Linked DNA regions of Homo sapiens: region 2 is linked to region 1. The links are chromatin contacts, found by Hi-C or POLR2A ChIA-PET in ENCODE. All regions are on one chromosome and are shown on one strand. Each heading gives the region's core, a stretch centred on a gene start or an enhancer-like site at or near the end of the contact. The rest is flanking DNA. Distances are from core to core; before and after follow the strand shown.

Evidence for each region. Hi-C counts contacts between places; a loop is a spot of excess contacts on that map. ChIA-PET counts read pairs that join two places held with the same protein, here RNA polymerase II (POLR2A). Pooled maps may share reads with other maps.
Region 2: a map of IMR-90 shows a loop between it and region 1 (2.2-fold over the local background). The contact joins the promoter of INHBE here to the enhancer-like site in region 1. A Hi-C loop is called at or near these places in 5 of 168 maps with a recorded cell type or tissue (Caco-2, HepG2, IMR-90 and 2 more) and 8 of 50 pooled maps. POLR2A ChIA-PET finds 5 or more read pairs at or near these places in 10 of 52 experiments (AG04449, CD8-positive, alpha-beta memory T cell, GM10248 and 6 more).

Annotation. Positions count from the first base shown.
Region 1 is chr12:57,369,865-57,376,664 of GRCh38, reverse strand. All of the region lies in intron 2 of R3HDM2 (R3H domain containing 2), which reads left to right. Among named protein-coding and RNA genes, the nearest start is that of R3HDM2, 58 kb to the left of the region's middle. RefSeq lists a silencer at 4,045-4,339. Within about 2 kb of position 4,269, at least 2 of the 41 ENCODE cell types and tissues checked have a DNase peak (open chromatin) inside an H3K27ac peak, as active enhancers do; they include IMR-90 and ascending aorta, where a contact is called at or near this core.
Region 2 is chr12:57,451,986-57,458,785 of GRCh38, reverse strand. INHBE (inhibin subunit beta E) reads right to left here and starts at 3,479. Exons shown (of 2, transcript NM_031479.5): 1 at 2,952-3,479; 2 at 761-2,692. The coding sequence starts at 3,249. The coding sequence ends at 1,938. It overlaps INHBC (inhibin subunit beta C), which reads right to left. Exons shown (of 2, transcript NM_005538.4): 2 at 6,724-6,800. It overlaps LOC124902947 (a long non-coding RNA gene), which reads left to right. Exons shown (of 2, transcript XR_007063335.1): 2 at 1-1,344. RefSeq lists an enhancer at 3,506-3,800.

The DNA of each region.
Region 1 (6,800 bases), core at 3,020-5,519:
TATTTCTAAATATTTAGTAGTTATAAATCAAGATTTTTAAAAAAGGAACTTAATAATTTTATTTCACTACAGCCTTGAACTTCTGGCTTCAAGTGAACCTCCTGCCTCATCTTCCTGAGTAGCTGGGACCACAGGCATGTGCCACCTCACCCAGTAAATCAAAATTAAAAAACTGTTAGAACTTTGAGGGGAAATTATTTTTTGAGACAGAATAGGATGGTTCAGGGATATCCTACAAGCCTAGTCTCCATCTGTACCCTTCCCGTTGTTTGTCCCTTGCCCACCATTCAGGCAATGGAACGTGTATAACAGAAGGTTATTGTCCATGGAAGGACAAAGTTTGAGATGAGAAGAAATCCACTGAAGGCCCTGATTGGGGTTTGGGGCTGCTTAGGCAGGAAAACCTGGGATCTGGAGCATAGCTGAGAGTAGTCGAGTAAGGCTCTTCAGGTAGGTATGTCCTCTGGTCCCATGGACATCTTGCCCTGAGGGCATGGGCAAGTCAGAGGAGGGTCATAGTGGTTCTATCTTCAATGAAGGACCCAGAATAGGTCCAAGACCAAGAGTGCCAGAACTCAAAACTGGGCCCCTTTGACCATGCTGTCTGTTGTTAATAGTAAGAAAGCCTGGGTTTACAGAATGAGATGATGGCTTACTCTGGTTGATGGAGAGGGGTTAGAAAGCAGCTGATCTGGCTGGGCATGGTGGCTCACGCCTGTAATCCCAGCACTTTGGGAGGCCGAGGTGGGTGGATCACGAGGTCAGGAGATCGAGACCATCCTGGCTAACATAGTGAAACCCTGTCTCTACTAAAAATACAAAATATTAGCTGCACATGGTGGTGTGGGCCTGTAATCCCAGCTACTCGGGAGGCTGAGGCGGGAGAATTGCTTGAACCAGGGAGTCAGAGGTTGTAGTGAGCCGAGATTGCACCGCTGCACTCCAGCCTGGCGACAGAGCAAGACTCCGTCTCAAAAAAAAAAAAAAAAGCAGCTGATCTGACCTGGATAAGTACTTTAAATGGACCATATTTTGAAAGAACCAGCCTGTTTCTCCTTTGAAAATACAGTTTAGTATTTACTCATAGAGTCTAGAGAATTTAAGAATTGAAAAAACGCTGCTTCTTCCAAGTGCATTCTGTTCTGGTCTTTGCACAGTGTAAGTTGAATGGCACAGTTATGAAGAGATATAGCCATTTTTTTCCTCTAAAAATAGGTGAGGCAGGAGCATATTCATCTGATATTCATCTGATTATATGTTGGTTTGCAGTTTATACTGAACAAGAATTTTTTTCGATACCATTTGTTTGCTTACTTAGGATAAAGTAATGTATAAAAGGATCAGATTATGGTTTTATATTCTATATTATACTTTTATAGGGAGATTAGACATAAAAATTGTCTTATATTGTCCTAAAATTTCCAGTTGTCTGAAATTAATCTCAGACTTATGAAGAGAGGTGTATATTTTTATTTATTTTTAATTTTTGAGAGGTGTATATTTTGATGGCTGCAGAGAAATGCAGTTTTGGATGCAGAATATTATTTCTTCGTCACATAAATTGTTGAGTTTGTGGAATATGTCTGGTCTGGTCATTTTTTTTTTTAAATGGTTAATTTTATGTGAATGTCACTTCAATTTTATTTATTTATTTATTTATTTTTTTTTTGAGATGGAGTCTTGCTCTGTCACCCAGGCTGGAGTGCAGTGGCATGATCTCGGCTCACTGCAAGCTCCGCCTCCCGGGTTCACGCCATTCTCCTGCCTCAGCCTCCAGAGTAGCTGGGACTACAGGCGCCCGCCACCACGCCCGACTATTTTTTTTTTGTATTTTTAGTAGAGACGGGGTTTCACCGTGTTAGCCAGGATGATCTTGATCTCCTGACCTCGTGATCTGCCTGCCTCAGCCTCTCAAAGTGCTAGTATTACAGGCGTGAGCCACCGCGCCCGGCCTTTTTTTTTTTTTTTTTTTTTTTTTTTTAAGATAGAATTTCTCTCTTTTTGCCCAGGCTGGGGTGCAATGGCGTGATCTTGGCTCACTGCAACCTCCGCCTCCTGGGTTCAAGTAATTCTCCTGCCTCAGCCTCCCAAGTAGCTGGGATTACAGATACCTGCCACCATGCCTGGCTAATTTTTTGTATTTTTAGTAGAGACAGGGTTTTACCATGTTGGCCAGGCTGGTCTCGAACTCCTGACCTCAGGCTGCCTTGACCTCCCAAAGTGCTGGGATTACAGACGTGAGCCACCACGCCCGGCCTGGTCTGGTCATTCTTGTCATTCTCAAGATAACAGTTTTATGATTGACTGTCCAGCCACACACTATTCATCAGACTTCATACTTTTTTTTGAGATGGTCTCACTCCCATTGCCCAGGCTGGAGTACAGTGGCACGATCACGGGTCCCTGTAATCTCGACCTCCCCAGCCTCAGGTGATTCTCCCACCTCAGCCTTCTGAGTAGCTGGGACTGCAGCTCATTATTACATCGTATTTTCATTGTTAAGAGTGGGCAGGGACCATATTTTTTTGTTTTGTTTTGAGACAGAGTCTTGCTCTGGCACCCAGGCTGGAGTGCAGTGGTGCGATCTCATCTCACTGCAACCTCTGTCTCCTGGGTTCAAGCAATTCTCCTACCTTAGCCTCCCGAGTAGCTGGGATTACAGGTGCCCGTCACCACCCCCAGCTGATTTTTGTGTTTTTAGTAGAGGCGGGGTTTCACCATGTTGGCCAGGCTGGTCCTGAAGTCCTGACCTCAGATGATCTGCCCACCTCGGCCTCCCAAAGTGCTAGGATTGCAGGCATGAGCCACCACGCCCTTATTATTATTATTATTTATTTATTTATTTATTTTTGAGAAGGAGTTTTGCTCTTGTTGCCCAGACTGGAGTGCAATGGTGCGATCTCAGCTCACCCCAACCTCTGCCTCCTGGGTTCAAGTGATTCTTTTGCCTTAGCCTTCCAAGTAGCTGGGATTACAAATAGGCATGCGCCACCACCCCCCGCTAAGTTTGTATTTTTAGTAGAGACAGGATGTCTCCATGTTGTTCAGGCTGGTCTCAAACTCCCGACCTCAGGTGATCTGCCCACCTCGGCCTCCCAAAGTGCTGGGATTACAGGTGTGAGCCACTGTGCCCAGCCTCTATTATTATTATTACATTTTTTTTTGTGAGACGGAGTCTTGCTCTGTCACCCAGGCTGGAGTGCAGTGGCGCGATCTTGGCTCACTGCAAGCTCCGCCTCTGGGGTCATGCCATTCTCCTGCCTCAGCCTCCTTAGTAGCTGGTACTACAGGCGCCCGCCACCACGCCCGGCTAATTTTTTGTATTTTTAGTAGAGACGGGGTTTCACCATGCTAGCCAGGAAGATCTCAATCTCCTGACCTCGTGATCCACCTGCATTGGCCTCCCAAAGTGCTGAGATTACAGGCGTGAGCCACCGCGCCCGGCTTGTTATTACTGTTTTTAGAGACAGAGTCTTGCTTTGTCATCCAGGTTGAAGTGCAGCAGCACAGTCATAGCTTACTGCAGCCTCAAACTCCTTGGCTCAAGTGATTCTCTCACCTCATCCTCCCAAGTAGCTAGGACTACAGGCACGTGCCACCATGTCCAGCTAATTTTTTGTAGAGATGGGGGTCTCACTACATTGCCCAGGCTAGTATCAATCTCCTGGCCTCAAGCGATCCTCCCACTTTGGCCTCCTGCCAAAGGGCTGGGATTACAGGCACAAGCCCCCATGCTTGGCCAGAGTTGGAGTTTAATTTAAATCTGGGAAGACCATAATCATGGATTTTGTTCAGTTTTCAAGCTACCCTTTTTATTGATTGGTGTGACTCTTGTGTTTGCATGTGTTGACTTGTAGGATCTATTAGAGGTGGAAAAAGGAATAGCAAAATATTGAGTGCTATCTCAGTACTAGAGGCATAATTAGTAGAAGTCTAAATTGATGTTAGACCTAGAATTTGGTGGTGTGGAAAATCGAGTTTTAATCCCTTATTTTTTAAAAAACATATCTTCCTATGTCATTTAGATTTGCTTTCTCTATCATAACTGCTCTTTCCAAATAGTACCATTGTTTATTAGCTCTCTTGTTATCAGATTTGCCAAATTCCTGAAAAATATTTGATTTTTGAGGAAGTACATTAGAGTTTGGCATTTGGTTTGCGTGCCAATTTCAGCAGCACCCTTTATTGCAAAGAGCTTGGGAATTTGTTGACAGAAATCCATTTTCTCTGTGACTCCTGATTCCCCCCACACCCCCGCCCCAAGGCTTTCTAGCCTGTGGTCTATTTTTAAATCCTGCTGCTGTGCTCTGTATTGCGGCAGTTCTTTTCCTGAATTATTTATCATTGTTGGGAGCTGAATGGAGCACTATGTTTTTTCACCACTGCTCATTAGGACCCACGTGTCTGTCTTCAACTTGGATGACATACCTGGTTCATGTTAAATCCCACTGGTCCATCCTGGGAAGGCTTTGAGATAATATAAGAACAGGCCACAGTTGGCTGGGTGCAGTGGCTCACACCTGTAATCCCAGCACTTTGAGAGTCCAAGGTGGGTGGATCACCTGAGGTCAGGAGTTCAAGACCAGCCTGACCAATGTGGAGAAACCTCATCTCTACTAAAAATAAAAAATTAGCCCGGTGTGTTGGTGCATGCCTGCAATCCCACCTACTTGGGAGGCTGAGGCAGGAGAATCGCTTGAACCCGGGAGGCGGAGGTTATAGTGAGCCGAGACCGCACCATTGCACTCCAGCCTGGGCAACAAGAGCGAAACTCCGTCTCAAAATTAAACAACAACAACAAAAAAGGACAATCTATGATATGTTGTAAAATCATTCGGACTTTTGGATTACTGTTATTTTGTTTCAGCAGCAGTGGGACAGAGAGAAGCTATGCCATATCCTTCCCTTAGACTATGCTCAAAGATATTATGTTATACTGGCTTTTCTGATGATATTTACTTTTTGTTTTTATAGTTGTTGCATTGATGTTACTCATTTAGGAAAGGTGAAAGAGAAATCCCTATGAGAAGCACAATGTTAAATCAAGATTCATTTTAGTTATAAATATGACCTGGATATTTGGAGATATCTTGAAATTCTCTGTTTTGGGGGTTTGGGTTGTGGGGGATTGGCTTGTTTTGTTTGGGAGTATTTCTTCTCATTGCCTGTCTTCTTATCTTACTACAGACTATAGGCTTGGAAGAAGAATGACAAAACCTAAGCACAAGGCAGTTATCTTGAATGATATTTCTTACCTTTTCTGTTTTGCAGGACATCAGAACTGATGTTTCTTTTTTGTTTTCGTTCTATTTTTTTCTGCATCCTGTCTTTCATGAAAATATTTTTCTCTCCCTTGATATCACTGCTTTTTTCTTTTTGATATATGAATACACAGCTACTCCTGTGTTCTTTACTTCTTTAAACAGTTAACCCTTTTATGTTACTGTAGGCAGAAAAAGGGTAGCTGTTAATCATTTAGGCACTGAAGAGGGTAAAACTTTGTTTGCCTGCCCTAGTTTGTTGGGTGTCTCTGAGTTTGTGTGTGTATCTTAAAAAAAAAAAAAAAAAAAAAAAAAAAAAAGTAATGGTATATATTTGGTTCCCATTCTTGGAGTAATGATGAAATATTTTTATATTTTGAACCAGAACAAATTTTGGTCTTCTGTTGCTGCTTCTAATCAGTTCTACTGGCCCAGAAACTGGCATATCACTGCTCAGTGATTTCTTTTATTATCATTCCATTCATTCCCCTGTAACAGTGGCTCTCGGTTGCATAAATCCCATATTTCTCAGCAGCTTATATCATCTTTGCTCACTGACTGCTGTCCTGACATTAGCTTGTTTCTTTGGACTGTGTCAACTAAGTCAAACTAGACTAAATTTACTATTTTTCCCTTGTGCTTTTTCTCCCTTCTTAGTTATCTTGCCCTCTGTATTAGTCCATTTTCACACTGCTATAAACATACTACCTGAGACTGGGTAATTTATCAAAGAAAGAGGTTTATTTTATTTTATTTTTCTTTTGAGATGGAGTTTCGCTCTTGTTGCCCAGGCTGGAGTGCAATGGCGCGATCTTGGCTCACCGCAACCTCCACCTCCCGGGTTCAAGCAATTCTCCTGCCTCAGCCTCCCGAGTAGCTGGGATTACAGGCATGCACCACCATGCCTGGCTAATTTTGTATTTTTAGTAGAGATGGGGTTTTTCCATGTTGGTCAGGCTGGTCTTGAACTCCCGACCTCAGGTGATCCACCCCGCCCCCCCCCCCCGGGCCTCCCAAAGTGCTGTGATTAGAGGCATGAGCCACTGTGCCCAGTAAGGTTTAATTGGCTCACAGGAAGTTCCGCGTGCCTGGGGAGGCCTCAGGAAACTTACTGTCATGGTGGAAAGGGAAGCAGGCATGTATGTCTTCGCGAGTGCAAGCAGGGGAAATTCCAGACGCTTATGTATTAAAACCATCAGATCTTGTGAGAACTCACTCACTAGCATGAGAACAGCGGGGGGAACCGCCCCCGTGATCCAATAAGCCTCCCTCCCTCACACATGTGGGGATTATAATTCAAGATGAGATTTGGGTGGGGACACAGAGCCAAACCATAGCACCCTCTCTTTGCTATTACTCCTTGAAAAAGCCAGTTGAAAATTAACATTTTTTAGGAAACTTTCTATGATTTAGGCTATCAAATTCTTATTAATTTATATGTGCTATTTTGTATTTATTTAACCTTCTGTTTTGAAGGTGCTTATAATTTAAAGCATAGTCCCTGCACTCAAAGAGTTATCTTAGGAGAAACTAAGAAAT
Region 2 (6,800 bases), core at 2,230-4,729, 83 kb before region 1:
CAGAGGGTCAGAGACCCAGCTCAGTCAGACCAGACTAATGGGCACTGAAAAAAAGGCACCCCACACATGCTCCTGTCCCAGCCTCGAGCCCCTTCTTCCAGAGGAGCTATTTATGTATTTATGTATTTATTTATTTTTATTTGGGACGGGGCCTCACTATTTGCCCAGGCTGGAGTGCAGAGGCTATTCACAAGTGTGATCATAGCCTCGAACTCCTGGGTTTAAGCGGTCTTCCGGCCTTAGCCTCCTAAGTAGCTGGGACCACCGGTGCCCAGCAAGAAGAGCTCTCTTAGAACACCTTACTTTCTTCTCCCCACCCAGTTCTATAGACCAGTGAGTCTCAAACTTTTTGGTTTCCTCTATACTCTTAAAAGTCATTAGGTTAGGCACAGTGGCTCAGACCTGTAATCCCAGCACTTTGGGAGGCCAAGGCAGGCGGATCACCTCAAGTCAGGAGTCCGAGACCAGCCTGGCCAACATGGTGAAACCCCATCTCTACTAAAAATACAAAAAATAGCTGGGCATGGTGGCGCAGGCCTGTAGTCCCAGCTACTCAGGAGGCTGAGGCAGGAGAATCGCTTGAACCTGGGAGGTGGAGGTTGCAGTGAGCCGAGATTGTGCCACTGCACTCCAGCCTGGGCGACAGAGCGAGACTCCGTCTCAAAAAAAAAAAAATCATTGAGCTTTTGTTCATATGATTTACATCTATCAATTCACCACATTAGAAATTAAAACTGAAAAAGACTGTAACACAAGACCATACAAGCACACATTCCATTAACAATGATGTCAGAAAGATGATGTAATCACATGTCACACGGCCTCTGGAAAACTCCACAATACAATTTTAAGATAATGAGAATTCAAAAGGCAAATAACATGTTAGTATTATTATGAAAATAGCTTTGACTTTGTGGACACCCCTGAAAAGGGACCTCCCAGAAGCCTACAGAGTACACTTGAAGAACTGTTGCTCTGGACCATCACCCTAACCCTTCTTTATGACTCACATTTGTTGATTTTCTTTCTCCTTTTTATTAAGAAAGTATAAGCCAGGCGCGGTGGCTCACGCCTATAATCTCATCACTTCGGGAGGCCAAGTCGGGTGGATCAAGAGGTCAAGAGATTGAGACCATCCTGGCCAACATGTTGAAACCTCGTTTCTACTAAGAATACAAAAATTAGTGGGCGCCTGTAATCCCAGCTGCTCGGGAGGCTGAGGCAGAAGAATCACTTGAACCCAGGAGACGGAGGTTGCAGTGAGCCAAGATCGTGTCACTGCACTCCAGCCTGGTGACAGAGCGAGACTCGATCTCAAAAAAATAAAAAAGAAGAAAGAAAGTATAAATGCTTGTCTCCCAGTGGGTCCTGTCCCCTGGGAAAAACCAGGGAACTTCTTAGGCTTAGTGCCTCATTTTCCTGACTCCTGTTTCTGGGGGTCCCCTAAGCATCCTCCCTCAGCGCCTTGCCCATCTCCCTCTTGACCTTCCCTTAAGGTACCTCAACAGCCCTTACCCTGGGCCAGCCTGCTTACCCTGCTTCAAGCCTGCTGGACCATCTATCTGCTTCCTCCTCCCCTCACTTGAGGACTTTCTCATCTTGGGAGAGGCTAAGTAATTTTTCTCTGCCTTCCCTCCCTCCCTCCCTAGTCCCTGACATCTTCTCACAGGACTTAGGGCAGGAAATCATGCTTTCTGGGTAGACCCCTTTAGAAGAAACGCTTTACCCATCTCCCAACACATCAGCCAACCTGGAATAAGCCAGAGTCTCAGACAAGAAAGTGCCCATTTGGGTCCCATAGGGGTCAAGTGAGTCATATTGCCAGGTGGTTGTTGGGTTGGGGTGTGGATCAGGAATCTGATGCCTCCAGTCACAGATGCCCTGTGCCTGGGAAACTTCATCTTGGTCTCTTCACTCCAAAGCCCCAGGTCCTCTTGCTAGCTGCAGCCACAGGCCTCCACCACCATATCTGGCACATCCGTCTTGACCACATTGCCATTATGATCCAGGTAGAGGAGAGAGAGGGGCCTTCGGGCAGTAGGGACACAACAGGAGGTACTGGCAGGCCAAGGATTGTTGGCTTTGAGGAGGCTGAAGACGGCAGAATGGAAAGAGGCAGCAATGCCTGGGCTGCCAGCCAGGTGGGGAGGGCACTGCCCACTGCAGTAATTCAGCTGGTACCCCTCGGGCTGCAGTATCCAGTCCCGCCATCCCAGTTCCTGGAAGTCTACGTAATGGTCTCGCCTGCAACATAAGGGGGTCGCAGGCTCACAGGTGGGGGTCCTCCTCCTGGCCCGGCCTGCTCCAGGCTCATTGGCTCGGATCTTAAGCTCTAGGAAGGGCTGCTGGTGTCCTGCTGTGTCCAAGAGCCGCCTCGGTTGTCCAGTAACTGTGCTGTTGCCTTCTAGGGGTCTGCAGTCTAGTTGCAGTTTCAGGACACCAGACTTCTCACCCCTCAAGCCACTAGAGGGCAGAGTTAAGGTATGCCAGCCCAGGTTGGTGATGTGGTGCTCAGCCAGGAGAGTGCGGGACCCTTGGCGCCTCCTCCTTGGTCCCCATCGGAAGATCCTCAAGCAAAGAGTGCCAGGAAGGGTGGGGAGCACGTGCAGCCACAGGCGGGCATGGTACAGGTGGTGGGACCGAGGAGTGGACAGGTGAAAAGTGAGCAGGGAGCTGTAGGCTGAAGTGGAGTCTGCCCGAAAGACAGAAAAGGGAAAGAAAATGTGAGTAGAGATGAAGCTCTCCTCTGAGACTCCCCAAGCCCTGCCCACTGCTCTCCCTCGAACCTACCTCTAGAAAAGTAGAGACTGCTTTGTGTCCTCTGCAACCAGTCCCTGCCCCAGCTCCTCCTTCTCCTGCCACACCCCACTCCCTCTGCTGCTCCTGCCAGGCTCCCCTTCTGCCTCCCTTTCCCTGTCTGCTCTTTGCCTGTTGCTCTCTCCCTCACCCACCTGTGACAGTAGCAAAGCTGATGACCTCCTCCCCATTCCCTGGAGCCACACTCCCTGGCTGTAGTCTCCGGAGGGCTCTGGTCAGCGCTGCCTGGGGTGGAGGATGAGTTATTCTGGGACGACTGGTCAGGTGCAACCCATCCAGGATTTGCTGCTTGGCTAGCTCCAGCACCAGAGCTCGTTCTGCTTGGGGTGCCAGTTTGGAGCCCCCACAGGAGGGACACACAGACCCTGTCCCCTGTGCTCGCACCAGTGCCCACAGCAGCACCAGCCAGAGCTGGACATCAGGGAGCCGCATGCTCCTGGTGAATGGCCCTGGTTCAGGAGCCTCGGATGGCAGTTGCTCCGTCTGTTGAGTCTGATTGCTGGGGGCCAATGAGGGCACAGTGACAGCAGACACCACTGCCACACCTACCCTTGGCCAAGGGTACAGCCACCTGTCTTCTATTGTCTGGGACTCAGGAAGGCTGAAAGTAGATCATCTGATGGATAGCTGTGCTTGACCCTCACAGCTCATGTCTGGCTACTGACCTGGGGCCTCTTTAGAGCCAGCTGCCTGGGTCTTCCAAACCTAGTGGTCAGCCAGCCGACCTACCCTCTGAGTCCCAGGATTGGCCAGCTGTGCTGCCCATCAGGCCCCTGCAGGGGGTGGAGGTCCTCCTCCCCATCAGCTCAGGTTTCACCATCTGGCCATGGTGACTGGGCCTGAAGTAGGGGTATGGGGGTGGGGGGGTGCAATGTGGACACGCATGATGCAAGAAAGAGGATGATTTCACATGCTCAGTCCCCAAGGTCTGGGACTTGGGGGAGGGAACGCCTTATGAGCCAGGTGGGGAAGGGCAATTTTCCCTCATACCTCTAGTCTTTCTAGCTTCACCACTGCTGCAGCAGTTTCCATGAGGCAGCTGTGAGTTCCAGTGGGTATTCCTCTGGGGCCCTTAGGCCAGAAGGAAAATTCTGGTCTCTTTATTTCTAGCACTGGGGCTAGGACAGGGATGAGGGTTTGGGCGGGTAGGAGAATGGAGCCCTCTTGCTCAGGCCCAGGTGGCAGTGCCACGAGGCACAGAAGTCACCCCCTGACCCTGCCTGTGCTGGCCGCCCAGAGTCCAGTTGGCCTGGAGCATGATGTGGAGCATGATGTGGAGGAGGGCCAGAGCCGGCGGGGGTTGGGGCGGGGAACGTGTTCCTGTGATGTCTGGGGAAGCCCAGAGAGGTGGTGGTGGTGGTGATGCAATCTTACACAGGGCAGAGTCCATCAGGACTGTCAGGGGGCATGACACTTGGGAGGGCCTATACCCAGCTGCCACTTCTCTTTCAAGGGACTGTGAGAGTTGCCTAAATTTGGGGCATCCTAGAAGTAGTGCCAGGCCTCCTTTTTTTCTTACATTTTTAAAATTTAAATTTTATTTTATTTTACTGAGGTAAGGTCTCAATCTGTTGTTCAGGCTGGAGTGTAGTGGCACAATCATAGCTCACTGCAGCCTTGAATTCCTGGGCTCAGACAATCCTTCTGCCTCAGCCTCCTTAGTAGTTGGGACTACAGGTGCGCACCACCACACCTGGCTAATTTTTAAATTTCCCACAGAGACAGGGTCTCGCTATGTTGCCCAGGCTGGTCTTGAACTCCTGGGCTCAAGCAATCCACTTGCCTCAGCCTCCTAAAGTGCTGAGGTTACAGGCGTGAGCCACCGCACCACCCTTCAGGCCTGTTAATGGGGGTAGAAAATGGGAGCTCTAAGAGCTTTTGACAACAAAGCAAGGCAAATACAGCAGTCTTGGTTCCCAGTCTCAGCCCTCCTGACCACATTTTCTCACTGTCTTTATTTTATTTTATTTTATTTTATTTTTTGAGGCTGAGTCTCGCTCTGTCGCCCAGGCTGGAGTGCAGTGGCACAATCTCGGCTCACTGCAAGCTCCACCTCCCGGGTTCACACCATTCTTCTGCCTCAGCCTCCCGAGTCGCTGGGACTACAGGTGCCAGCCACCACGCCCGGCTAGTTTTTTGCATTTTTAGTAGAGACGGGGTTTCACTGTGTTAGCCAGGATGGTCTCCATCTCCCGACCTCATGATCTGCCCGCCTCGGCCTCCCAAAGTGCTGGGATTACAGGCATGAGCCACCGCACCTGACCTATTTTTTATTTTATTTTTTATGTTTTTGAGACAGGGTCTTACTCTGTCATCCAGGCTGGAGTGTGGTGGCCTGATCACAGCTCACTGCAGCCTTGACCTCCTGGGTTAAGTGATTCTTCCACCTCAGCTTCCAGAGTAGCTAAGTCTACAGGTGCGTGCCACCACACCAACCACACCACACCACACCACACAGGCTAATTTATTTTTTATTCTTTTGTAGAGACAGGGTCTTGCTGTGTTGCCCAGGGTGGTCTCAAGCTCCTGGGCTCAAGCGATCCTCTCACCTCAGCGTCCCAAGGCGCTAGGATTATAGACATGAGCCACCACACCCAGTCCTCACTGGCTTTAAATGGGGGGGGACCCAGACCCCTCCACATTGAATTCATGAAGGTGGGCCTCATGCTAGCTTTTCTCCTTATGCCCCAATTTCTCCAAGAAGCTTGATGGGGAGAAAGCTGTGGGGGAAGTGGGTGTGATTTGGAAATGTGTCTTTACTCCACTTTGCTCATCTCCCCTCTGTTTAGATGATGGGGGCTGTCAAGAGAGACTATTAGATCTAGGCGACAGGGTTCCTAATTGGAAGGCTGGACCTCAGTACCACCAGTGTCCACCATGTGGCAGTGCCGTGCCTCTGGACAGCAGCTGGCTTGTAGCTGGCTGGAGCTTCCCAGGGACAGGGAAGGGGCAGCTCTGGGGAATGGAGTGATGAGGAGTGCCCCTCGACCTCTCACTCTGGGGACGCTGCCTCCCCCACAAGAGACAGGGACAAGCTGGTTCCTTTGTTCTTTCCCCATCACACTGCCAGAGAAGAGAGACTGTCTTCAGGATCCACATCACTGCTACCTTTGGTTTTGGACCTCATCACACAAACACGTGGCAATGGAGCTTGGTGATGTACCAGGCTCTTCCTAGAACCTCAGGGCACTCTTTGGTGGGGGTGGAGTGGGGTGGGGGCGCACTGAGACGATTAGACCCTCCTGTCCACCCTGCATTTCTCCCCAAGCTCTGAAACACATTCAAGAGCTCTGTCCAGTGTTCTCCCCAGCTCCCAGCAACCATTCTGTTGGTTGGGCTGGGAAATGACAGCCCTCTACCCCCTCGGGTCTGGAACATTGGTCAGCAAAGTGGAGGTATCTATCCATGGTGGTGCCTCAGACGGCTTACCTGTTGGTATCAGTAGGCAGTCAGGGGAAGTGACAAGAAGTGGCTGCAGGAGTCACTGACCCCACCTCTCCCCACCCTCACTGTCAGATGCCCCCAGTTTCCAGCTCTTCCCACCCGCTTGCTGCTGTGCCTGGCCTGGCCCTACCTCCCCACTGACACTTACGTCAGAGCTCAGCTATAAATACGCTCTTAGCATCTTAGTCACTTTTCCCAAGAAGTGCTCCTGGGTTATAAATACCCCAGCCATCTGCCTCACTGCCTGCCCTACCACCAACCTGGTTGGGGGCTGGGGGATAGCGACAGGCTTGGGGGTGGGTAAGGAAGTAGAAGAAGTGGGAGTGGTTATCTTGCTCAAATGAGAAAAGCCTGAAGGGGTCCAGAGGTAGGAGCTAGGAAGCTCTAGAAGAAAATGTTTAGAAGAAGACAGACCCACTCTCTCCCCTTATTACAAAAGACAGAGCCAAAAAAGAAAGGGAATAATGCTGATCCTGTTTTTATTTAAAAGTAGGCTATTTTGTTCATCATGGATTTTTTGCATTAATTTTGACTTTAAA